Linked DNA regions of Mus musculus: regions 2 and 3 are each linked to region 1. Evidence: chromatin loops called from intact Hi-C (ENCODE). Cell type or tissue: heart. All regions are shown on one strand.

Region 1 (8,000 bases):
AAACTAACACTTCACGGGCCTTTTATTGACAAAGTTTTTACCATGTTCATTTATTTACTGTGTGGTTGTATGTAAGGGGGGCACTCTGGAGGTCAGAGGATGACTTGCCAGAGTTGGTCTGTTCTTTACCACATGGATTTGGGAATTGAACTTGATTCCCCATTCTTGATAACAAACTTTTTAACCTCTGAGGTATATCATCAGGCCAGGAAGTCCTCTGTGGTGTGTGTGTGTGTATGTGTGTGTGTGCGTGTGTGTGTGTGTGTGTGCGTGTGCGTGTGCGTGTGCGTGTGCGTGTGTGTGTGTGTGTGTGTGTGAGAGAGAGAGAGAGAGGGGGGTGGGTGGGTGAGAAGTATTTAAGACAACTTCTCGTGTATCTTAGGCTGGCCTTGAACTTTTAAGCAGTTCAGGAAAGATGCTTTGGACTTCCCCATCCTCCTGCAGGGATTACAGGTGTGTGCGGACACACCCAGTGTGGTGTGAGCATCAAAACGGCTTCCGTGCGTTCAGGCAATAAGGTATCTTTTCTGAGCAGGACTTCCGAAGTCCACTGGAAGAACGCAAGCCTAGAACTCAAGATGAGTGTATCTTTTATTTTATGTAATTTGCAATCTGTTCAATTATTTAGTTGCTGTAATCTAGTAGGCAGTAAATGTTTGTTAGCTTTTTTTGTTTTGTTTGGTTCTGAATGACATAACAGGCTACTTCCAATGCAAACATATACTATAATTTAAAATCTGTCACAATTTCGAGGGCCCTGTGTACACTGGGTGTATTAAGCACTCTTGTGCTCCCTCTACTGCCTCAGAGAACACATTCATAGCCAAGACCCCAGCACACTCAGTCCTAGGGGGTTCCATAATTGGTGAAAAAGGGCTCTTCAAGGATGGAGGACTATTTCGTTCATGTGTATATATGGTCACCCCTCAATATGAGGGCTAGTTTTTGGGTCCCCCTGAGACACCCACATCTTAGACTGTACAAGTGTAGTGTTTGGATATGGAGTACTCACATCCTGTTACATGCTTTACATTATAAGTAATTTAAGTTAACAGTATAACTCTAAGTTATCAGTAATCTCGAGGTTATTCATAACACCTAGTGCAACGGAAATATCCATCATTCTGTATTGTGCATAGAATAATGACGAGTGAAATGTCTACAGGTATTCAGTACAGATGAATACACACACACACATATGTATATGTGTGTATATATATATATATATATATATATATATATATATATGTGTGTGTGTGTGTGTGTGTGTGTGTGTGTGTGTGTGTGTGTGTGTGTATTACCAGAAGCTGATTAAATTTGAGAATACAGAGGTCCAAGTGCAATGTGAATTTTTTCCCATTGGTAAATTTAATTAGTATGAAGGTAATTCACTGGAGAATTAGATTCTGTATGTGGGGCCAAGTGTGCTGAGGTAGCGCCCCAAAGAACAGACCAGTGTTCTTCATGCTGGGTTGAGCCAGTCCCCAGCAGTTGGTTCAAAGGCAGACCCCACCTGCCTAGTGTGGGGTAGGATCCTTGACTCAGAAAAGCTAAAATCCCCTGAATGGTGGTGCTGCAGCAGCTGTGGCTGCATTAACTATCATGCTTGCAAATGCAGAAGTGTGACAGAAGAGTCTTGTGACCTAAGAAATAGTTGCTAGACCATTTTGACCTTTCAAGAGTAGACAAGACAAAAATCAGCAAAACAGAAAGAAGGTGGGGGGTGGGGGAGACACGTCTTGAGACTTGTTGTAAGACAGGGAGGTCCCGAGCGTGGACCTCAGCACTGCTTACAGCTGAGCATCCCATGGGTCTGTAACCTCAACTTGGAGTGGGAAGAGACAGGAGGCAAAGACTAGGTGTGCTGATTTCCAGCCTAGTCTAGAAAATATGACCCTTTAAGTTTAGGTAGAGACCTTGTCTCAAAGGAATAATCAGAAAGTGATAAGAGGACCCTCCTCTCTCTCTCTCTCTCTCTCTCTCTCTCTCTCTCTCTCTCTCTCTCACACACACACACACACACACACACACACACACACACACACAGGTTAGTACCTTATTTTTAAATATATTTAATATATATTAAACATCTTAAGTATTAATATATTTAAGATATATGTATCTTTAATATATATCTTTAAAAAATAAATAGAAGGTACTAACATTTCTTTTTACATTAAATAATACATAACACACATCAGGAGCAAGGTTCAGCAGGGCCTCCTTCCTCAATTTTGCTTCACTACAGAGCTCGACCGAGTCTTATACAAACATAATATCAGATTTGGGGGTAGGGGCCAGTGCTATATAGCTGCCACCTTGAAAACCTTGTTCTTTTTCCATGGAGGTTTTATTTCCATGAGAACTTTTGCTTTTAGAGAGCCTCTCCTGTTCCTTCTCAGATGGTGCGTTTGACATTTTGTCTTCAGGAAATGAAACATCTCAGTACTCAAGTAAGGAAACTGCTCTATGAGTATTATGTTTGTGTTGGAACTTGCAGGAAGCAATAGCTGTAGGTGTGTGTGTGTGTGTGTGTATGTGTGTGAGAGAGAGAGAGAGAGAGAGAGAGAGAGAGAGAGAGTGTTTATGGCTTTAATCTTAATGGTTAGGAAAGTAAACAACACATTTCTTATTAATTATTTTTACTGTATGGATAATGTACATATTTAGCTTTCTTCAGGGAACATTTAAATTAATCGACTACGTCTAATATGAATTATGTGTTTTAATATGTTTAAGGTTGTTAAAATAATGCAAATTAACTGCTTGCACCAACGTAATAATTACAATATTAGGAGGTTTTTTCCCCTTGAAAATTCTCTAAATATAAGATGTCTAAAAATAGAGTGGAGGTGGATTGGACAGTTTACAGATTATGAGCTGGAATAAAAACATCTCAGTTATGCCAAAAACATGGCAACCAATATTTTCTGTTATAAAAATATTTTAGATTAAATTTGTTTTTTTTTTTATATGAAAGCTGTCTGCAAGTGAAGCGAATAACAGAAGCTTTGTCGGTTTCACAGGCCAGCCGGAACAATACCTGTAGCACAAAGCAGACGCCTTTCCCACAGGCAGCCAGCGAGCGTCTGCTCCATTTCAAAGACAGCTTTACCAAGAGGGAGCGAAAAGACACCAGTCAGTTAAGCTCTGAACTGTTAACCTTCACCTGGATAAAGCTCAGGAGGGAAAACAAAACTAGACAGAGCCCCGACAGGAAACTCAACGTTAACCGTCCACTAGAGGCTGTAATGAGACCAACAATGTCACTTTAGCATATGAAGTCTAATAATCGCGGATCCTCAAGTGAACAACACAGTTTATAGGGAGTGGGGGCGGGGGGGGGCGGTGAGAGGGAACAGTTGTAGTTCTATTTAAGCAACCGTGGATGTGTGCACGGTATTTCAAAACCTGAGAATAGATAATGTGTCCTACACCACAAACACACACACACACACACACACACACACACACACACACACACACACCACTGCATCTCTTTTATTTTATTTTATTATTATTTTTTTAATTTAACTTCTGAAGTGCCGGCTCCACAATACAGTAGTTTAAACGCGCACACGTTTCTCTTGGTGATTCTGTACGCTGCTTCAGACAGTGACTAATTGTTGGGTCATACGTAAACGGAGCCAAAAGGTCTCTCAAATCCGGCTTAGAGTCAATAAATAGTAGTGGCTTCCAGCGAGACCAAGGGATCGAGTTTCCAGACTCTCAGTTCTAAGCACCTGAAAGAGGTCAGATGCTGGCCTGACACCTACTGGTCTTCAAGAATTTTCTGCTGCAAAGAGAACGCGGCACTGAGCGACCCTCGTGGGGATGTGATGGCTCTTCTTTCGGGTGCCACACCTGTTGGCAAGGTGAACGCCTCCAGAGAAGAGTTCTTCCCTCGAGCTTACGCTTGGCTGAGGTGTAGCCGGAGGGGGCCGGGTGGGGAGTCCACGTCTGCGTTTAGCCACCGGGACAAGGTGGGTGGGGGAGCGTTCCTTCGCTTGGTTTCCCCGAGAACCACCATCGACTGACTGCTCAGTGCACAGGTTACCTCGCTTGCGATGAAATGAATGATCCACAGTTAGCCCTGAGGAGTGAGTGAGGTCGGTTACCAGGGCTAGCTAGAGCTGAGGCGTTCCATGCCCACAGCAGATTTCGAGACCAGCAGAATTTGAAAGGAGGACCGGGAGGTCGCCAGCTTGTCCAGGCAGGAAAGGTGAGGGTGCCAGTGCAAGCTGGGGAAGCCTGAGAACTTTCCCGAGTTGCAAGCCAAGGCAGCAGGCGCGGGCCTTGCCTCGGATGACGCAGGGCTGGCGGGTTGGAGGGTTAACAGTAAGGATACAATGAGTCCTCTTTAGATGCTCACCCGGGGGGCACCAAGGGCACTTCGTAATTAGAAATCAGCCGACTTCCCCGCCCCCTTGGGTATTTTACCAAGTAGGAGCCAAATCCTGACACCCGTCGCTGCGAGTCTCCCAGGTTGCCTGAGTTGCACCCTGCACTCACCCTGTCCCCCTCCAACTAGGTTGCAGGGAGCCGGGGAGGCGCGCGAGCACCGATCGGTCACCACTCCAATGACCTCATCGCCCCAACTTCCCCGCCCCTTTCTCAAACCTGGAAGGCACAGTCCCCTCCGGTCGGTGTCGGGGATCCGGAGCCACAGTTGCGGAGAGACAACCCGGCCTCCCCTGGAGCGAGCGCCGCTCCAGCCCGGGTGCATAGAAGGGTTAAGGGCGCGGGCCGGCAGCCGCGCCGTGCGCTCGCCGTGCTCTGTGCGGCTCGCCGGGCCGCCTGCCAGAGGGTGCCTCCCCCCCCCCTCCCCCCCCATGAAGTCGGATCCTTGAGCTGCGGCGGCGGCAGCCAACTGCTCCATATTTGGCTTCTATTACACATTTACATACTGGAGCGAGCGAGCGAGCGCGAGAGAGAGCGCGAGGGAGGGAGGGCGGGCGGAGGGAGGAGGGAGGGGAGGGGGGAGGAGGAGGAGGAGGAGGAGAGAGCAGAGTATACCGCAGACATCATTTCTACTACAGTGGAGGAGCCGTACAGGACCTGTTTCACTGCAGGGGGATCCAAAACAAGCCCTGTGGAGCCGCAGCTAGAGCTACAGCAGCCGCAGGACACTGTGTCTCTCCCTCTGTTACCCCTTCCCCACGCAACCCCAGATCCATTTACACTTTACAGTAAGTGGCTATTTTTTTTCCTCCTCTGATTCTTTCTCTCCCCCTCCCCCTTCCACCCCGATTTAGATTAAAATCACCCCCTCCCGCACCCCAATCTGCTCTCTCCGGAGAGGGGCCAAAGAACATCCAGCATACACCCCCCCTCCCCCAGTCTCAATGGGCTGCACGGAAAACAGCTGGAAGAGGAGCGAAGGAAACCGACGCGTCGTGGTGTGTGTGTGTGTGTGTGTGTGTGTGTGTGTGCAGGCGCGCGCGCGAGTGTATGTGTGACTGTGTGTACATACACTAGTGCCCGGCTCCAGCCTCCCGGCTCGGGACCCCCTCTGGGAGCAGGAGCGGCTAGCAAGGGCAGCAGATAGGGGCTGGGTGGGCGGCCGCCAGGAGAGGGGGCGCGCCCGGGCGGGGGGCGCGGGTGGGGAGAACGGCGGCGCCCCGTTTCGGCTGCTGCCGGTCCGGCGGCGGCGAGCGGATAGAGCCCGGTCCTCCTCCTTCCGTGTGGCGCAGGGGGAGGCGGCAGCCGCGGAGGGTCGCGCTGCCCTCTTCGCTCCTCTCCAGTCCCCCCTCCCGGGTGGGGGCGGTGAGCGCTGCGGGGGCTCGAGGGAGGGCTGGGCTTCCCCGCCCGGGGTCGCCTAGCTTGACAGAGGCAACCCCGAGCTTGGGGTCTCCCCGCCTAGGCCAGCCTCTCGGGGCTACGAGGGGACCAAGAGGGGACTTTGCGTGAGGCTAGGGGCGCGGAGAGGTGGCGCCTCAGGAGGCAAGGGCGCGCGGGCCATCGCAGCGCAGCGGGAGAAGACCGGCCCTAGCTGCAGCTGCCACCGCCGCCCTGTTGGTGCGGCCGCTTCCTGATCCAGAGCAGCAGCAGCAGACGCCGCCGCCACCGCCGGAGCTGGAGCCGGGAGCCCGCGAGCGCCCCAGCCCGGCCCGGCGACTCTGCCGGCGCCCGCAGCAGTAGCGGAGGAGCTGCGGGCGCTGCCCTGCGCCGGGACTGCTCTGCTGCGCGGCGGCAGAGAGGGTGAATGAAGACGGGAGGAGGGGAAGGAGGAGGTGGCGGCGGAGGAGGCGCTGCGGGGATTGGGATGTGCCCCGGAGCCCCGCGGCTCGTTCACTCGGGGCCCGAGTCGCCGCCACTGCCACTGCCAGGGCTGCCGCCGCCACCGCCGCCGCCTCCTACGTGGTTGCAGCCGAGCGCGCAGGCCGGTCCCGCAGGGGGCAGGGAAGGGGCCGGACGGGCGGAGCGAGAGGTGAGGCGGGGTCGGAGAGGAGGGAGTAAGTGCGTGTGAGTGTGTAGGTGCGTGTGTGCGTGTGTTCGCGCGCCGGGCGGGGACCAGGACCATCGCGATGGGGAGCGGGGAGTGGGGGTGGGGGTCCACGGTGGTCCCTTGGTTGACTCTGCAGCGCTTCGACCTCTCTTGAGCCGCCTCCTTCAACTCTGTGGCTTGTGCGCTTTCATTTTATTTCAGACCACGTAGAGAGCTGACTGCAAGAGGTGAAACAATTCAGGTTTTCTAGGGAGATTGAGCAAGGACCTTAGTGGTGGGGGGTGGAAGTAGGGTGCTGTATCTAGACTCTGCCAGGGGCGCGGGGGGTGGGGTGGGGGGAGGATCAGGGGTAAGAGGATGGGGTTTAGTTCGATCCCGTGGCTGTCCTGTTTTGTTTTGCTTTCTTGCTGTATAATCCTACAGATAAGAGGGCAATATAAATACTTGGGGAAGGTTGGGAAATTGCTGAAGAGTAGTAAGGGCGGAAAAAAAAAAAAAGAAGCCAGTCGGAAGCTGGTTATATAATGCGCTATGTGGCTAACAAGAAAGGCAAGCTATTTTTATTTTGTTTACCGTATGTTGTGCAGTAGGAACTCCTCCAAACTGGTTCTGTCCCCGAAGAGGTTTCTTAGTTTGTCAGAGAGAGAGCCACAGGATACAATTAGTAAAATTAGAAGACCCCACACCACCTACAGAATAAAAAGTAATGCTTTAGAGTTCTCACCTCACATTCTGCCTGGTATGCAGGGGAATGTGTGTATGCCCTATGTTTCCCTGTAGCAACCTAGTAGTGTCATCTCAGTGACATTTCTGTTTTATAATGCGAGCTCTTCTTAATATTTAAACAGCACTGCTATAGATCGTAGGCAACAAGGTAGTTACATGCTGGGTATTTTTAGGCGCAGCTGGTTACTTTTTTGCAATAGTGTTTGCTAAACCGTGTCCAGCTTTATGAAGAGCCCTGCCATTCCTAGAAGCCTGGGTTAAGCCTACCCTCTGGTTTACTGATGGTGGGTGGGTAGCTAAGACAGTTTGATAGCCGAGGGTTTTTATTTTTATTTTATTTTTGAATGAAGCTTATGCCAGGGGAAGCTAGAGGTAGCCACCAGAGAGAAGAAAAAACATGCGCAAGAACTCTTGGAAAGGGATTGCACCATAACAGCTTAGCTGTGGCATTTAATCTCCTCTGATTGTCCTCTAACTGGCCACGCATCAGTCAATATTTTAGCAGCTTTGCAAATAAATTGGCTTGAACGCCACCTTCCACATAAAGCTGAGGCTGAGAAGCCTCCTGCCTGTCTGCCTCTCTCATCATAGATACTGTCTGTGGTGTTAGTTTTCTGTACACTTACTCCAGCCCTGATCACTCATGTAATTAGATCAGGTTGCCATGGCTACAGACAGTGTTCCTTGGCCCATTCAGGTGGGTTTGCCTGAACTACTCCAAGTGTTTTATGCACAGTATTTGAGCTGCCCCGAACCGGGAGGGGAGAGACTTCACTGTTTCAATTGCTGTCTTCTTTCAGTCAGGAGACACTGAATGGGGCTTCGA
Region 2 (8,000 bases), 330 kb after region 1:
GAGAGAGAGAGAGAGAGAGAGAGAGAGAGAGAGAGCTTTTTTTCACAGGAGGGGAAAATGCAAGCACCATTCTATAAACAGCGAGTCTCATCATGCAAATGTTAAATACAAGAGCAGAACTGCATTCCTCCTGGAAAATGTCAAAGCAAGTGACAGTCATGTGTTCCCAAGCAGCCAGTATCAGTCCTCTTGATGACAATGACTGTTTCCATTATAATAAATGACTAAGGGGTATTTAACCAACCTAGGTTAAGAATGAAGCTCACCGTGAGCTCATCTGGTCGGTTAAACCTCACAATATGTATCTGCTGTAGCCACAGGTTGCTATCAGATGCCTCCTTCCATCTCTTTCTCCACCGCTATTGTTGAGATAGTGTCTCTGACTGAGTCTGGAACTCAGCCTTTCAGCTCATCTGGCTGCCAGTGAGCTGCCAGTGAGCTGCCAGTGAGCTGCCAATGAGCTGCCAGGAGCTGCCAGGAGCTTCCTACCCTGTGCCTCCAGTACTGGAGTTACAGGCCTGCACTGGCTTTTCCTTGTGGGTGTTTGGCCTTTGACCTCAGGTCTGCATGCTTAAACAGCCAAGGCCTTACCCACCGAGCCATCTCCCTATCCCTGGCTACCAGGTTTTTTGTTATTAAGCACCTACTTGTATACCACTGTAAGCGTCCATTGGGGTAGAGTGCATGTTAGAATTTGACCGTTCTGGATTCATGCTCTACTTCTGCTGCCCACCAGCTGTGAGAATCAAGACTAATTATCTAGCCATATTGTCTTTTATTTCCTCTTCATTAAAACCATGGGACGGGACGATTATGAAAGTAGGTGAAAAAATACACATCATAAACTCAGCGTCTCTCCCTCACAGTTGAATCCCTTTTCTGGGATCTTCCTCTATTGCAGAAAAGGGTTTTTAAGATGGAGTCTTACCATTTTTAATAATGAATTGGATCCAGAGGTCAAGTGATTGGTTGTGAACGCAGGCTTTAGGGAAGCCATTGCTCAAAGTCTAGTTAACTGGAAAGAGACTCTAAGTCACTTATTTCTGTAAGTCCTCTGATCCCCTTCAGAAAGGTCCTGTCAGCTCCTGTTTCTACCCTGCGACACCATGAGTTTTGTTGATTGGCCTGTCTTTTTCTCTGTTGCTAACTACAGTAAGAGAATTAACCCCTTCCATCCCTGAGTAGTAAAAATTATCAGATCCCAAAATGTGACAGACCTCCTAGGTCCTTATGACCTAGGTTGGTAGGTGTCACCTCCCGAAGCAGCGTAGGACAGAGAAGATACTTCCCCTGTCAGAAGATTGCGCTTCTTCCACTTAGCTCTTTCAACCTTTCTTATCTCTCACGTCCTTTTTCACATCATGGTTTCATGAGCTCTATAATGGACATTTGCTGTACTTTACACATAGCAGTCCTGAGTATCAGCCAAGACCAAGCATCAAGTATACTGTGGGCTTTCTACAAGAAGAAAAGAAGTCCAGGACCGAGGAAATGGCTCAGTGGATAAGACATTTGTCTTACAAGCCTGACAGCCTGAATTTGGATCCCCAAGACCCATGTAAAGGCCTAATACAGTAGTCTGTGTAAGCATCTATAATCCCAGCAGTCCCATGGAGGAATGAAGGGCAGAGACAGGAGACTCTGTAAATTCAAGGACCAGCTAGCTCAAGGAGTACAGATTGAGTAACAAAAAGAGTCTTTGTTTCTGAGATGGAAGCTTCCTGAATTACCAGCATGGAAGTTTTGCGTTGTAACATTGTGACATAGATCATGGCTTTCATCAAGTTTTGCATTATAACATTGTAACCTAGACCACCTCTATCACCCGGTACATAGTGAACTTCAAGGAAGTTACTGAGTGGAACTGAAGCAAGTAGACTGGAAAATTAAAGGTTTTGTCCTATATTCATTACTTTTCTCATCACCATGACCAAGTACCTGACAAGAAGCAACTTAAGGGAAGGGAGGGGGCTTTATTCTGACTCACAGCCAAAGGGAGTTCTGTCCATTGCAGTCAGAGAAGCATGGTGGCTGGGTGCTCTAGGTAGTGGCGCTGTAGAGCTAAGACACCTGGCATCAGAGTGGAACAGGAAGCAGGGAGACAACTCTCAAGCCATAATGCCTGGCTGTAACTAGACTCCTACAGGAGAGAGGTGAGCTAAGAAGGAAGGAAGGAACCTATATGGAAAACTGCTTGCCCACCTGACAGCTGGGCTGGGACCCAACTTGAATAGAGCAAGCCTTTGTTGGCATGAAGGGAGACTGGGCTCTGCCCGGTACCAATGAGTCTTATCCTTGAAAGTGCAGCAGAAGTGGGCTAGATAGTCCCCCAAGAAGGTTAAAATGTCCCCCGACAACTCAATGTGTCATAAGGTCTCCTCATTCAGAGCTTTCTGTGTCTACTTAGGGATCTGGACTGCATGATGGATGTGACTTTGGGACAAGAAGGATAGGCTGACCCTTCCCTGAGGGCAAAGCACCTTTGAGTGTGACATGGGAAAAACCAGGCATGCCCAGAACAAAGTTCACTTGGTCTGGTTCTATGTTTGTTTCTTTATTCTGTCTCTCTAATCGTCTTGCTTAAAAGAACCATGGTGGCTCTCCAAGGAAAGTTCCAGGTTCTGTTTTGAAAAGGTCATGTGAGAGCCAAGAATAATCAGCTTCCTTTGTGGGCTGAGGAACACCAAGGTCAGGATGTTTTATTTGCCCTCCCTTCCCTGCCCCCAACACCCTGCATATAACACTCACCTTGATCCCCTTGGCCCTGCTGTTTAGAATCCAAACTGGCCAATAAAAGATATAGTTTGTCCCATCATCCCCAAAGCAGTAACTTCTGTATTGGACTTTTGAGTACATATTTCCAGCACTGTTTCCATTACTAGGTGTTTAGGGCTCCCTCCAGTGTCTCTTTACTTTAAGTTAAAAAAAAAAAAAATCACAAGAATTTTCTGTAACAATGGCAGAGAGAATGTCTCACTTTCCTTACCTTTGCTTCCAGAACTTGAGCAAAACCCAAAAATATCACATGTGGCTCCATGACCTGGAGAACCCCAACCCACCCCACTTCTTGTTGGTCCTTCTTTTAGAACCAGGGCTTAGGAAATAAAGGGGACAGAAGAAGCAATGGGAGGGTGACACTGGGGGCAGGGACAGTACAGTAACTTAGTATGGAAAATGCTTAGCACTAGCACAGACCTGTAATCCCAACACTTTGGAGATGGAGGCAAGAAGAGCAAGAGTTGAAGGTCAGCCTGGCCTACTTGAGACTCTGTTTTAAAAAAATATAAATAAGTAGCTGAGTGTGGTAGTGTGTTTTTAATCATAGTACCAGAGAGGCAGAGGCAGGTGAATCTTTTGAGTTTGAGGCCAGCCTGCAGTAGGTAGTTAGACAATGTTTGAAAAAAAAAAGACAAACAGACAGATACATACATACATAAATACATACATACATACATACATAGATCATAGATAGACAGATAATAAATGGATGATAGAGGGATGGATGGATGGATGAATAGATAGAAAGATAGATAGATAGATAGATAGATAGATAGATAGATAGATAGATAGATAGATAGATAGATAGATGCTTACCTTAACATTGAGACCTCTGTTCAGAAACAGGAAGAAGCCTGATGCTTCTCTTGGGCAGCCTCTGGCCAGCTGTCATATATGACAGCATCGAAGGTCTTTTGTGGTTTTGTTTCTGGTGTTAAAGCAACCATGTACACCCAAGGTCTGAGTTACTCTGCTGCAGTTTAACTCCAGCACCAGTCTGGTTCATGATAATGTCTCAATCTTCTGTGGTATACATGTGTGTCTGTGTATGCAATGTGTATATGCATATGTAATGTGTATGTTTAGATATGTGCACACATGCAACACAGTGGTCTACTTCATGATAGTGTCTCATTCTTTTGTGGTATACACATATGCCTGTGTCTGCAGTATGAATATGAATAGATAATATGTATGCTTAGATATGTACACACATGCACATAGATAGATATGTGTATATACTGGACCCTCTATGTCCTCATGTTCTGTATCTGCAAACGCCACATCTAGAAATTCAACAGGCTACTGTTAGAACTTTTCTTTCTTCAAAGCTTGCATCTGCACTGAGCATGTATAGACTATTTTTTTTGTTATTCTGTAATTAATATAACAGCTGTTTTCATAGCATTTATACTGTATTAAATGTTATAAGTAATCTACAGATGACTATAATTATAGGGAGGTTGCATGGTTATATAAGCACCTTACCACCTTCTGTAAAAGATTTGAGCACTGTGGATTTTGATTTCTGTGGCAAGAGAGTCCTAGCTCCCTTTGATGCCAGGGCATGCATGTGTATGATCTATAGATGTTTAAACTACAAAGGATTATTTTAGCAGCTAGCTTTGTTTGTTCTTTTTTTTTTTTTTAATTCTAAATTTGCATTCAGACTGGGCTAAAACCATCTTCCCCAGTTGATGACCACAGAAATCTTATAGAGGCTTGTGAAGATTCTAGAGAGGAAAGCTAATGTCTGATGGGCACAAAGATGAAGTCCTTACCTGATTTCATTCAGCTTCGGACCCCTGTTCCTCAATGATGTTAGCCACAGGGAATATAGGGAAGGGGGGGGGGGGGCAGAGACTATTGCAGCTCCACACTGCCCCCTATGGTTCTTTTGGAGACCTGCACTTGTGTGAAACCTGCATTCTTGACAATGCCTCGGAAGCATCTTTCAAGACAGGTCAGATTCAACATGGTGCTCATGGAGAAAAGTGCATAGGAGAGGAGAAGTTCACACTCTAGTATGGATGTGGGCTCCTCAAAAGAACATTGCGCTCAAATACTTTAGTAACTACCATACAGAATGTGGTTGTTTTGTTTTGTTTTTTTTCTGAGGCAGAGTTTAATGAATCCCAAGGCTAGCCTTGGACTCACTGTGTAGCCAAGAATAGCCTTAAACTTGTCCGTGTTCTCAGATTGTATATGTGCCCTATCGTGTCCAGTTTTTAAATGGCAGGAATCCAAGCAATGGTCTCTTACCTGCTAGTCAAGAATTCTAGCAGTGTTTTATAAATGGTACCATAGGGTGTTTGCTGTAGTGTATAGGCATGTAGTGTAGATAGGCATGCAGGCTGATAAAAACCACAGGTCACAAGCAGGGAAGGGATATTTCCACGTAAAAGGAATATGGTCTGGCATATGTAGGCAGTCTTCACAGTAAATGCTCATCGTGTTGTGGTTCTGAACTCTCAGCTGGCAAGAGACTTCAGCCAGACTCCAAGGCTTCCTTTCTTTCCTGCATCCTCATAATTGTCCTCATCTTTCTGTCCTGTCTCACAGCAACAAGGGCTGTGGACCCAGCACAAGTGGGTCTGAGACATCAGACCTCCCCTGTCCATGGGATAGTCAGTGGGAGCTAGGATTCTCACTTGAAAGGAGAGACAGCTGTCCCAACTATTCCAGCCAAGCTCTGCACTATAGGTCTGATTCGGAGCCATGAAGAGCATCTCACAATGGTGGCGGATGCACTCTTTGCTTCACCTCTTCAGTTGTTCCTGCCCTGAAGACTGTGTGTGTGTTGTTAACCAGGAAATGACTATAAGCCAGTTGTCTCTCATTTTTATCAGATATCTTAGGATTTGGGGAAGCATAAAACCATACCACTGATATATGCTGTCTGTGGGTCATAAAACTCCATCAAAGGATGGATGAAAAGGAAAGGGGGTGACCAGTGTGTTTAGAGGACAGCACCCTGCAAGCTCCCAGAGGCTCTCTGTTCCTTCTTCCAAGGGCTTTGGAACATGCCAGTGTTACATCCTAGAAACAGCCTAGTGGGTGACGAGCCCTGGTATGTGAAGTGTTAAGCCCTCAGCAGAATTCAGTCAGCATCCTTGCCAGCTGGGAGGAAGAAAGAGTAACCTTCCAAAGAACATGTTGCACGGGGCTAATAAAATCAGGCTCAGCGCCTGCACACAACAGTCTGCCGCTAATGAAGTAAGCTTCCTGCGAGCAGCCAATGGATGTGCTTCTTGATTGCTTAGCACTTATTTTCACATCCTTGTGGTACCCGAGTTTTAGGATCCCTAGGATCTTGCAAAGGTTATAGCAGGAGGGAGCTTAGAAGTCCATGCGTGGCTTAGCGTTCCACCCAGCACCTTTCTTTCTATTCACAAAGTGGTTTTGTCTCTTCCACACCCTTTTTTGTTACGCCTAGGGATGAGAGGACTCTGTCAACATTAGAGTCTAGTTTGAAAGTCAGATTTCTAGAATGAAGCTACTTGTCCAAGCAACAAAAATGTCCCCATGCAAATAAGCACAGATGTAGAGCCTCTTGACCTCGAAAATATTTCTAAATGATCCCTTTGCTGGCATGGCCTCTCTCTAAGTGTACTTATTCTGTGCTGTGGGCCCGTTTCCGCAGAAGCCCTTCAGCTTTGCTATTGGAAACACAGCAGAGGTGTAAGGTTTACAGGAGAGCAAGCTGCTAGATTTGGGCTTGGATGTTTCAGGGCTTTGGAGAGAGGCAACCAAGTGAATGCATCAAGACTTGGTGACTGAGGAGCCATCAGATAAGGGACTGGTAGCTGATTGCAGGGTAAAAGGATTGATACAGAGCATGGACAGCTAGGCAGTGGTGGCGCACGCCTTTAATCCCAGCGCTTGGGAGGCAGAAGCAGGAGGACTTCTAAGTTCAAGAACAGCCTGGTCTACAGAGTGAGTTCCAGGACAGCCAGGGCTACACAGAGAAACCCTGTCTCGAAAAACCAAAAACAAACAAACAAACAAACAAACAAAAAAATAACAGAGTAAGGTCAGCTTCACACTTGCAAAGGGGGAAGGAGTAAAGGAGATACAGGTCCAGTGGCCAGGGAGCTAGGAGGGTTTTTAGAGGCTCCTGTCAAATGACAGAGAGACCAGGGAACAGGAGTTGAGCCTTGAGCCCTTCTGACCCAAGCCTTCATTAATGTCAGCCTCCTCCACTACCCTTACACAGCTTAGCATCCGTTAATTGTTCTCAATATGGAGCCAACTGACCAGGAAAATTGGTAGAAAGATAAAATCAAGGAACAGAGTCCCCAGAGAAAGCTATCTCACTGTGCAGGGGCAGGAGGATTTCCAAATAAAGGACCTCTTACATAGCTGTAGTGGCTATCTCTGGTTGTCAACTTGACTATATCTGTAATGAACTACAATCCAGAACTGGAAGGCTCACCAGTGATCCTAATCTGGAGGCTGAGAGATAGAAGTTTCTGACCTGGATCTTGATATGGAGAGCTTGAGGCATAGTGGCTATGAATTCCAGGAGATTAAAACAGGGAGAATTCAAGGTCATCTGGGATTAAAGGTGAGGTGGCACACACCTTTAATCTGGGCTACACCTTCTGCTGAAGACCTACAGAAGGACATTGGAAGAAGACTCTCCTTGCCTGCTTGCCTTGTGGGACTGAGCAACTGCTAGATCCTTGGACTTCCATTCACAGCTGCTGCTGACCGTTGTTAGGAGTTGGACTGTAGACTGTAAGTCATCAACAAACTCCTTTACTATATAGAGACTACCCATAAGTTCTGTGACTCTAGAAAACTAATGCAAGAGCCAATGTTACCACACTAGAGTTTAAGAACGACTTTTTAGAAGACAAATAGGAGTCACAAGGGGTAGTGTGGCACAAATCTTAACCCCGGTGCATAAGAGGCTGAAGCAGGAGGATTGCCACAACTCATCTAGGTGATTCTAGACAGTTCTGGGTTCAATGTGAGACCCTCTCTCAGAACAAACAAGATTCCTCATGAGAATTCACAGATGCATGTCTTCCCTCTTCTATCACTTTCTCAGTTCTTGGAAGAGAGAAAAGACAGTTTACCATGCCAAAGTGAGAATAATATAAACTTGGAATCAGGGGTAGTCATGTAAAAGTTGGAGGGGCTTACTAAGATGTTTTTATTTTCCTTTGTGTCCATGGCTCAGTGCCAGTACTCAGACCCACGTGTTAGAGTGCTTA
Region 3 (8,000 bases), 160 kb after region 1:
CACACGGCCCTACCATCTAAAGAGACTTCCTTCATCGTACCTGGTAGTCCCAGTACACAGGCTTGATTCTGAAACTTGAGCCACTTAAATGCTGGTGACCCAGACTTCCTCTTGCTTCCCAGTCTGCGCCTCGCTCTAGACCCCTGCCCCTCCAGCCTACACTCTTCCACACTGCGATTACTCTGTTATTCTCCTTCCTGAGATAGAGAATCAAGTATCGTGTTTCTGGTCTTGTCTTCTGTGTGATTATTTCTCTGGGCTATGTAACAAAATAGCTTCAGGTTAAGAGGTCTGGGCCCTAGTCATATTCCTGGGGTTCTGAAGTATTCATAGAAGCTGCACTCGAAGCTCAGAGCTAGGCGTTCATAAAACACAACCAGAGAGGCTTTCAGATCCCCTGAACCATTGATGCAATCCTCTGGAATCATGAACTCCTGCAGAACATTTAGCATAGAAAGCAGTCTGTAGAAAGTAAGCCTGTGCCCAGATTGCCAGACACACAACTTTTATGCACGGAAGCCACACTTGTATCTCTGTAATGGTCCCCAGGAGTGCCGTGCCACCCGGCCCAATTAGGTGCGGGAAAACATACCAGCCAGCAGCAACCCACTCTGCCCGCAATAATGTTTACGATTCAAAGCGTGGCCTGAGCCACCCTTTGCACTTTTCCTCTTGGCCTTTACAGCTGGGTTCTGGTTGTTCAGCAGATAATTGCTTCAGCCCAGAAGCCTCAGCAAACCTCGAAGGCCCTTGTCTTACTGGGGATGGCAAGAATGCCAGCAGATTTTTTTTTTTTTAAAGGAGACAAAGAACAATAGCATCACATGTCTTTGAGTAAGAGTGAACAAAACAACTCTCTTCAGGTCCGAACACAATGCAGTCAAATGACAAAACAAGACGGAGGTCAAGTGCGGGCAGGCAGTGGGAGGGTCATAGGCTTAACGAACCCAGTCAAGGCATATTCAGTGTCTGGTGTTTTCTCTTCTCACTGGTCGAGGGGCAGTTGTTGTTAATAAAAGTGACTTAGAAGAAGAGATGCTGTAGAGAACGTGGTGTCCGTTGCGTGTTTGTGTAAGTGGGGGAGGGGTGCCGCTGTTTAGAAAGTCAGGATGGGTCTGGAGCAGAGACAGGGCTGCCAGGGTTGTGCAGAGCAGCCCTCGTGGGGCAGACGCTCCCTAGCCAGGAGGAGTGAGGCACTGCAATCCCTGCCCGTAGGAAGTGGAAGGAGGAGGATCGGACGTGGAGTTCTTCTTCAGATATATAGCAAGACTGAGACCAGTCTAGATTATAGGAGACTCTGTCTCAGCGAACCAAAATAGAAAGCAGAATTTGAACTAAGAAGGACTGGGGTAGGTGACAGATGTAGATGTCAATAATATTGCCATCGTCCGTCCGTTGAAGGGCTGTTATCTACACACCAGGAGGCTGGGAGCCTCCGGCCAGTGCACATGATCCAGAAATAGGCAGTGTGAGCTGCATGCCTGGGACTAGCCAGGTGAGCTACTGTTTAGTAGCTGGATGTGACAGATGAGGGGAAAAGTCATTACAGATGAAGGCCATGGTTTGTACAAACAAGAGTACTCTTGTTTGAAGGTCTCCTTGTTCCCGACTGGTACATTACTGTACTTCAAGAGTTGGCTTCTGGCAGGTGAACACGGTTGCTGGGGTAGGAGGGCACAGTGATAGGTGTTTGAGATGCTGGATGCAAAATGGCGAGGCTCCTCTGACTGCTGTTAGACTTTGCTGGCATTGCTTTGATATTTGATCTTTGGTGCAGGATTCAACCCTGGGTCTTTCATATGCATTGAGTGGCCCCCCCTAGCCTTTGAAGGGGGTCTAGGGAATAGCTTGTATCAGGTCCCCATTGCCACCTCCCCATGCTCAGACCTGGGCAGGGGACCTTATGAGAACCCCCCCTTTACAAGTTTCTAGCCTAAGAGATCAAGTTTCATGTGCCATCCATCCCACCGTACCTCCGCTCTTCCAGGTGGGACTGTCCTCTTGGTGCCAACCTGGAAAATCTTGAGAGAGGTAGGGGGTTTGTAGAACTGGGTTCTCTGTCCTCCATGCCACCTCCTGCTGTGATCCAGAGATACTCTCTGGGGGGGGCAAGGTCCTTATAAATCCTTTTCTAAAGACTTAGGATGTATTTATCTTGTGTGGAAGCAGGCAAGCATGTGCGATGGGGCATGGGGAGAGGGGAAGAACTTGTGGAAACTGGTTCTCTCCTACTATGTGGGTTCCAAGTGATCAAGGTGTTCATTGGGGTGAATGGTAACCACCGTTGCCTGCTGAGCCATCTTTCCAGGCCTGCCTTCACTGAATCTCGCCTCTAGGTCCCCACATCCCCTTTCCCCACCAAGCTACCTCTTTATTCTACTTAATACTCTGGTTACTCTAACTCGTTCTACCTCCTGACTGGTTGCTCATATCCTCACCTATACCTTTAATTCCCACCCCCAATCCTCCATGCCCCCCACCTATCTAAACTTTAGCCATAGCACATATATTTGATGTTTTAGAGGGGTGAAGCCTTTTTTTGAGGTAGGGTCTCACTCTAGCCCAGGCTGACTTGAATCTCACTATGCAGTCCAGGCTGACCCGAAACTCAAATTGATCTTCTTCCTACTTGGGCTTGCAGAGTGTCTGGATCACTGATGTGAGCCACCATTCCTGGCTCATTTATACTTGGTTTTGAAAATTGGACCTTTGAATGAAGCCTGGGTCAGCTGTAGGTTTTTGCAAACTACCCTTCTTATGGTGGGGACTGAGGGAGCTGTGTGTTTCTCTCCCTCCTTGGTTACCTGCTTGCTTCAACACCTGTCTTCCCTTACTTACCTGGCAGGCAGGGGGCAGGGATGCCATCCATGATCAAGGGATTATGTTTTCTACCACTCTCGGGCAGTCAGTGTTAATTAAGGCTTTGTATACTCTACCTAGGGAATCGTTAGCAGTTCTGACTTGAAAATTTGTAGCTGGCTCAAACTGTGTTCTGGGATGAATGGATGGCACTATATCTGTACTGTTGAACTATCTATCCTTAGGCAATGGATTGCAAGGAGAAGAGAGAGGAGAAAGACAGAATTAGGGTTTTAGGTAGGATTTAGCAGGAGAACAATACTCAGAGCTGCCTGTAGGGGGCGCATGGCTACGGGGTGGACCCCAGCTCGCAGGCATTCCAGAACTGCTATAATAGGGTTGTCCCTCTTGAACTAGATTTGATTCTGGGGGTGGGAGGGGGGTGCAGAGCCTTAGCAGAAGTGGTCAGTCTATTCCCTCGGCTGCTGTGATTCCCTGCACTCGGGCTCTTCCGCGTCCCGAGAGTGGTCCTTAAGATGATGTGGCCGGCCAGGATGTATCATTATCTCCTAACGGGTACACTGACGACACCGCACCACATCCTCGCCTCTTCTAATTTGTAAGTGAGTAACGCACGCTCAGGCGCTGTCTGGAACATGAACCTGGTTGGTGATTTCAAAGCATCTCCGTCCAGAAGGCAGGCTTTAACACGCACTGAAACAGGCCTTTTGAAAGTAGGAACTGTTTACCCATTCAGAACATCCACTGCTGCCTGATGCCAGAAAGGAAAGGAAAGCTTTTGATGCGTTGCTTTAAAAATTAAAGGGTTTAAAAGTAGCTTTTTTTTTTTTCTTTTTAAGGAGGCAAACAATGAGTGAAGTGTATTCCTAAGAAGACAATAGGGTGATTCAAGACTGTTAATGGCTTGGGAGGACCCTCGCGGTGGAGAGGAATTAGGAAAGGGAGACCTCAGGGGCTTTAGGGGGCCCCGTTGGGGAAAGGGAGACGTTCTCCAAGGTAAACTTCACTTTCCCCTTTAGTCTGCATAAAATAGAGGGTGCCCATCCATCCACTGGGGCCAAAATAGACCTGTGGGAGGTGCGTTGCACTTTGCCTTACGCTGAGCACACGGAAGGCATTTCTCTGTGGGGGTAACAGGGCCTTAATTCCCTTGGCATGGATTGGGGAAAGCTGTAAGATGTCCGAGATCCCTGAAATGCATGAGGACCTGCTACTCGGCGAGTAGATTCCACTTGCAAACAAAATAAAACAAACAAACAAACAAACAAAAACAAATCAAAAAGCTTTTTTTTTTTTTTTTTTTTTTTTAACTAGCATTGCCTGTGAGTTGCAAACAGGTGGGCGTTAAGTAACTGGCCAGTTCTCTGGTTGCGTCCTGGTCTAAGGTCGGAATGAGGGTAAAAGGATGGTTTTCATCAATGTTATTGGAAGAATAGGAATAAGCCAGAAGCCTCAGGGAGTCTTGCCCTACCCCCTGTCCTGTGTCCTAAAGGCACATGTCTCTCTTACTGTGGTATCAGAAAGATTCGGCGTGAGTCTTTTGCTCTCTGTTCCCCCTAGGGGTGATATATTAACATTCCGTTTAGTATCAAGGTGGAAGGATTTTACCCCTTTTGTGATCTCAGCAACTCCCCTCACTTTGTCTGATGTTCTGAATCTTATCTCGTCTGCCCTGAAATTTTCAGCTTTCCAGATTGTATGGAGACATCACAGAAAGGCAAATACAGGGGCCGATAGATCCATCCCCAAGATGAGTCATTTTATAAGCAGCAAAAGGTATGCTGTGGTCTCCGGGCCTCACTCACTTCAGCCCTCCGCAGGACGGCTGCCATGTCACTCTGATTGGCATGTGCATTCAGGCTGGATAGAAGCTGTTTCTTGAGTCGTAGCTTAGAGGTGATTAAGCTTGTGAAGTGCTTCGAGGCCATTACTCTCATTCATTTACTCCAGACAAACATTTGTTGTTGAATGAATAGTGACTTTGATTTTAAAAAACACCACCCAAGCATAAAACACTGGCGGCTTGCAGATAGCAATTTTTTGATTTGCTCTCCTAAAGGAACTTCATTAGCAAACTCTCATGAATCTTGAACCTCCAGGAGAATAATCCCTGCCTTTGTTGGGAGTTTTAAATTTAGAATAATCAGACAATAGTGAGACATTCTGTTCAAAGCCTTCCTTCTAGGCTACCCATTTATTATACCCACTCTTAAGAGGAGATGGATTTGATTAGTGAGGAACATTCACCCGGGGATTTTTTTTTTTTTTTTTTTTTTTTTGCATAGCTAATACCAGGGAGACATTTTCTAAAAGTTGTGTCTGCTGCCTAATATTATTAGACGGGCAACTTTTAATTATCTGTGTTAATGTAATCAGCGGTGTGGATACTCTAGAATCACTTCCTTTGACGTTGGGGGATTACTGTAAGATGCCTTTTGTTTTTTTGTGTGGTTTTGCTTAGATATGAAAATGGCACTGCATTCTTTGTGGCTGCCATTGACCCAGGCAGAATGGAGACCAGATAGGAAGGGTCAGCTGGCTTCCTAAGATGTGTTGCCGATAGCACACGGCATGTGTCGTTCAGGGCTATGAAAGGAGGTTCAAGTATGTCGTTAGTATTTGTGCACATGCCTCTGTGTGTGTGTGTGTGTGTGTGTGCATATGTGTGGAGGCCAAAGTTCAACTTCAAGAAGCATCCCTCAGGACACCCTCCACTTTACTTTTTGAGGCAATGTCTCTATGTGGCTTGGAAACCTGCCACCAGTCTATGCTGGTTAACCTTCAAGGTGCCCCAGTGTTAGGGTTAATAAGAGCACCATCCCAGCTGGCTCTAAAGGCATGTTTTAAGCTTGGGCTCTGGAGATGGAACTCAGAACCTCATGCTTGCAAGGCAAGTATTTTACAAACTGGGCTACCTTTCCAGTCCTATTGACCTCGGTTATTGGTAGAAAATAACCATGATTCATTTACTACAGTTTCATAAGGAAAAAAAAATCATACCATTACATTCAAGATGTCCAGGTATGGCGTGATATTCATCTTGAAAGTTGTTTTGCTTTTGAGACAGGGTCTTAATACACATCTTCTAGTGCCCTTTAAACTCTTAGTGATCCCCCTGCCTCAGGAGGAGGGGATTACAGACATGTTATTATCCTGCTCTGCTAAAGTTTCCTAAAAGTGAATAGATTTATTTACTACTCCAGTGACATTTAGCAATGAACACTGTCATTTTAGTGATTTCCCCAAAGTGTGCCCCCCTGTGAAATGTCACTGAGAAAGAGAAGAGTCCATATCTGGACATGCTAATACTTAGAAATAATACCATCTTTCAGTGTGACAGCTGTTTTGTTTATTATTAAAAGACATCAGCTGTCCTTTACCAATTAAGCTTGTGTGTTTGTGTGGGGTGTGTGTGTGTGTGTGTGTGTGTGTGTGTGTGTGTGTGTGTGTGTAGGCCAAAGATGCACCTCAGGTGTTGGTCCTCAGAGTCTGTATGACTTGTGTTTTGAGATGGAGTCTCTCATTGGTCCCTGGGCCCGGCTGAAGCTCAGGACTTTCTCTGCTACCCCAGCATATGTGTCAGCATGTCCAGTTTCTTATGTTCGTGCTGGAGATCAAAGTGGTGTTCTTGTTGTTGGTAGCCTAGCAAACAGGCTACCAACTGAGCTAGCCCTTTAGACCCACGGTTCGTTTCTAACATAAGAAATGGCCATGGGGAGCTTCACATAGAAGCCTTCAGAGTGCTGGGTCTCCTCGATGTCAAAACATATTTCTTTCTATATCAACTAACCGTGAGGCCTTTCATGTCTGCCTTGATCCATCCTCTCTGTGCAGCCTCCTGCTGAGTGATTGGTGAGACTGACAGCTTAGCACCTTATAGACAATGATGACTGGCCGTTGAAAGCTAGAGAAGTGTGGGGTGCTAATGCGTTACGTATCCTTGGCTTTGAGATTGGGTAGAATGGGGACAGTCTTGTTAGGTGAGTGGACACGTAGGAACCTTTGGCCTTGCCTGATCCCCTCCGCTGCAGCTGTCCCTGTGCATGGCTCTGCCATGGCTGTGCCGACACACCAACACCTCCTCTTCCTCGTCTCCACAGCAATGGAGAGAGAGAAGGAGGTGTGGCTCCAGAGTAGAGGCCAGTTTCTCTGCTGGACAACCTTGCAGCTAAATGGCAAGTAGAGGTCCTCCCACCTGGTTTGTGAGCAGATACTATCACAGGGCTCCATTTTGCTGGCCTTTCAGGTAACCATAGGCTTTGTTTTCAGATCTGCTCTGAGTAGCCAGTTGAGAGCAGAGACACCACCATGCATGGTTTTATTCTGTTTTCTTATTTTATTTTGAGGCAGGATCCCTAGGCCAGGCTACATAGCCAAAAGGTAACCTTGAGCTTGCCCGGTGCTGGGATTCTTGCTGTGTGCCCCCTTGCAGAGTTTATATCTATGATCCTGGGGATGGAACTCGGGCTGTCTTGCACGCTAGAGAAGTACTCTGGACCATGGACTTCTATTTATATAACTGAGCCCAGCTCAATGCTAACCTTCTCCTCGGGCATCAATGTCTCATTTAATGACTAATGAACCCGAGAAGCAAGGCAGTGAGCAGTTATCTCTGCTAAAGGAATGCATGTATTTATTTTGAATATCCGAGTGTTTCGTTCTGAGAAACCGGAGAGGAGATACTGAGAGAGAGAGAGAGAGAGAGAGAGAGAGAGAGAGAGAGAGATCAAGGGAGGTCGGAGAAAAGGAGGAGAAGCTAAGGGAGAGGAGAGGAAGGAGAACAAGACAAAAGGAAGTGACAGCATCTAACTATGGAGGTCCAGGTAGCCTGAGTCATCGGAAGGTCGTCTTGTAGCTATGCCACAGTGATTACCAGTCCCTACAACCTGTGCTGAGCGAGCTCCATGGCATGTTTTACCAAGTTCAGCCATTCCATACTCGGCTCTTGGCTGCTCAATTCTACATCTAGCACAGCTCAGAACCTAGCGGCGTCTCTTTGCTGTCCTGGCCCAGAGGCGTGCACCTCCCCACTTAGTCAAACACGATGCTGTGTTGGGAGCCCACGTAGTTCCCATAGGGCCTTCTTTCCCACCATGGATTTCACAACACTACTGATAGCATTCAGGGATATGCTTTCTCTTGTGTTGGAAACAGCTCTGTGCAGCTTGTTGGAGACCTGC

What was found. Hi-C counts contacts between places; a loop is a spot of excess contacts. Peaks named below come from ENCODE experiments on the same cell type or tissue, not always from the same donor. Only the 100,000 strongest peaks of a DNase experiment are listed, where the experiment ranks them.
Region 2: a loop joins it to region 1, with 3 times the contacts of the local background. A loop is called at or near these places in 9 of 42 quality-filtered maps.
Region 3: it touches region 1 in a loop (2.1-fold over the local background); 5 of 42 quality-filtered maps call a loop at or near these places.

The regions. Positions count from the first base shown.
Region 1 is chr13:45,962,004-45,970,003 of GRCm38, reverse strand. It overlaps Atxn1 (ataxin 1), which reads left to right and starts at 5,013. Exons shown (of 8, transcript NM_009124.6): 1 at 5,013-5,189. It overlaps 5033430I15Rik (RIKEN cDNA 5033430I15 gene), which reads right to left and starts at 4,780. Exons shown (of 2, transcript NR_167678.1): 1 at 4,621-4,780; 2 at 3,496-4,093. In heart, CTCF peaks have their summits at 3,224, 3,776 (motif pointing left), 6,132 and 6,331; DNase peaks (open chromatin) are centred at 4,583, 4,883, 5,393, 6,383 and 1 weaker place; H3K4me3 peaks cover 5,007 bases; H3K27ac peaks cover 4,304 bases.
Region 2 is chr13:45,629,010-45,637,009 of GRCm38, reverse strand. The region is part of intron 6 of Atxn1 (ataxin 1); the gene reads left to right. Among named protein-coding and RNA genes, the nearest start is that of Gm34582, 110 kb to the right of the region's middle. In heart, CTCF peaks have their summits at 2,889 and 4,690; no DNase peak of the experiment used is centred here; H3K27ac peaks cover 320 bases.
Region 3 is chr13:45,803,108-45,811,107 of GRCm38, reverse strand. The region is part of intron 3 of Atxn1 (ataxin 1); the gene reads left to right. Among named protein-coding and RNA genes, the nearest start is that of Atxn1, 160 kb to the left of the region's middle. In heart, a CTCF peak has its summit at 3,133 (motif pointing right); DNase peaks (open chromatin) are centred at 1,007 and 7,897; H3K4me3 peaks cover 982 bases; H3K27ac peaks cover 1,204 bases.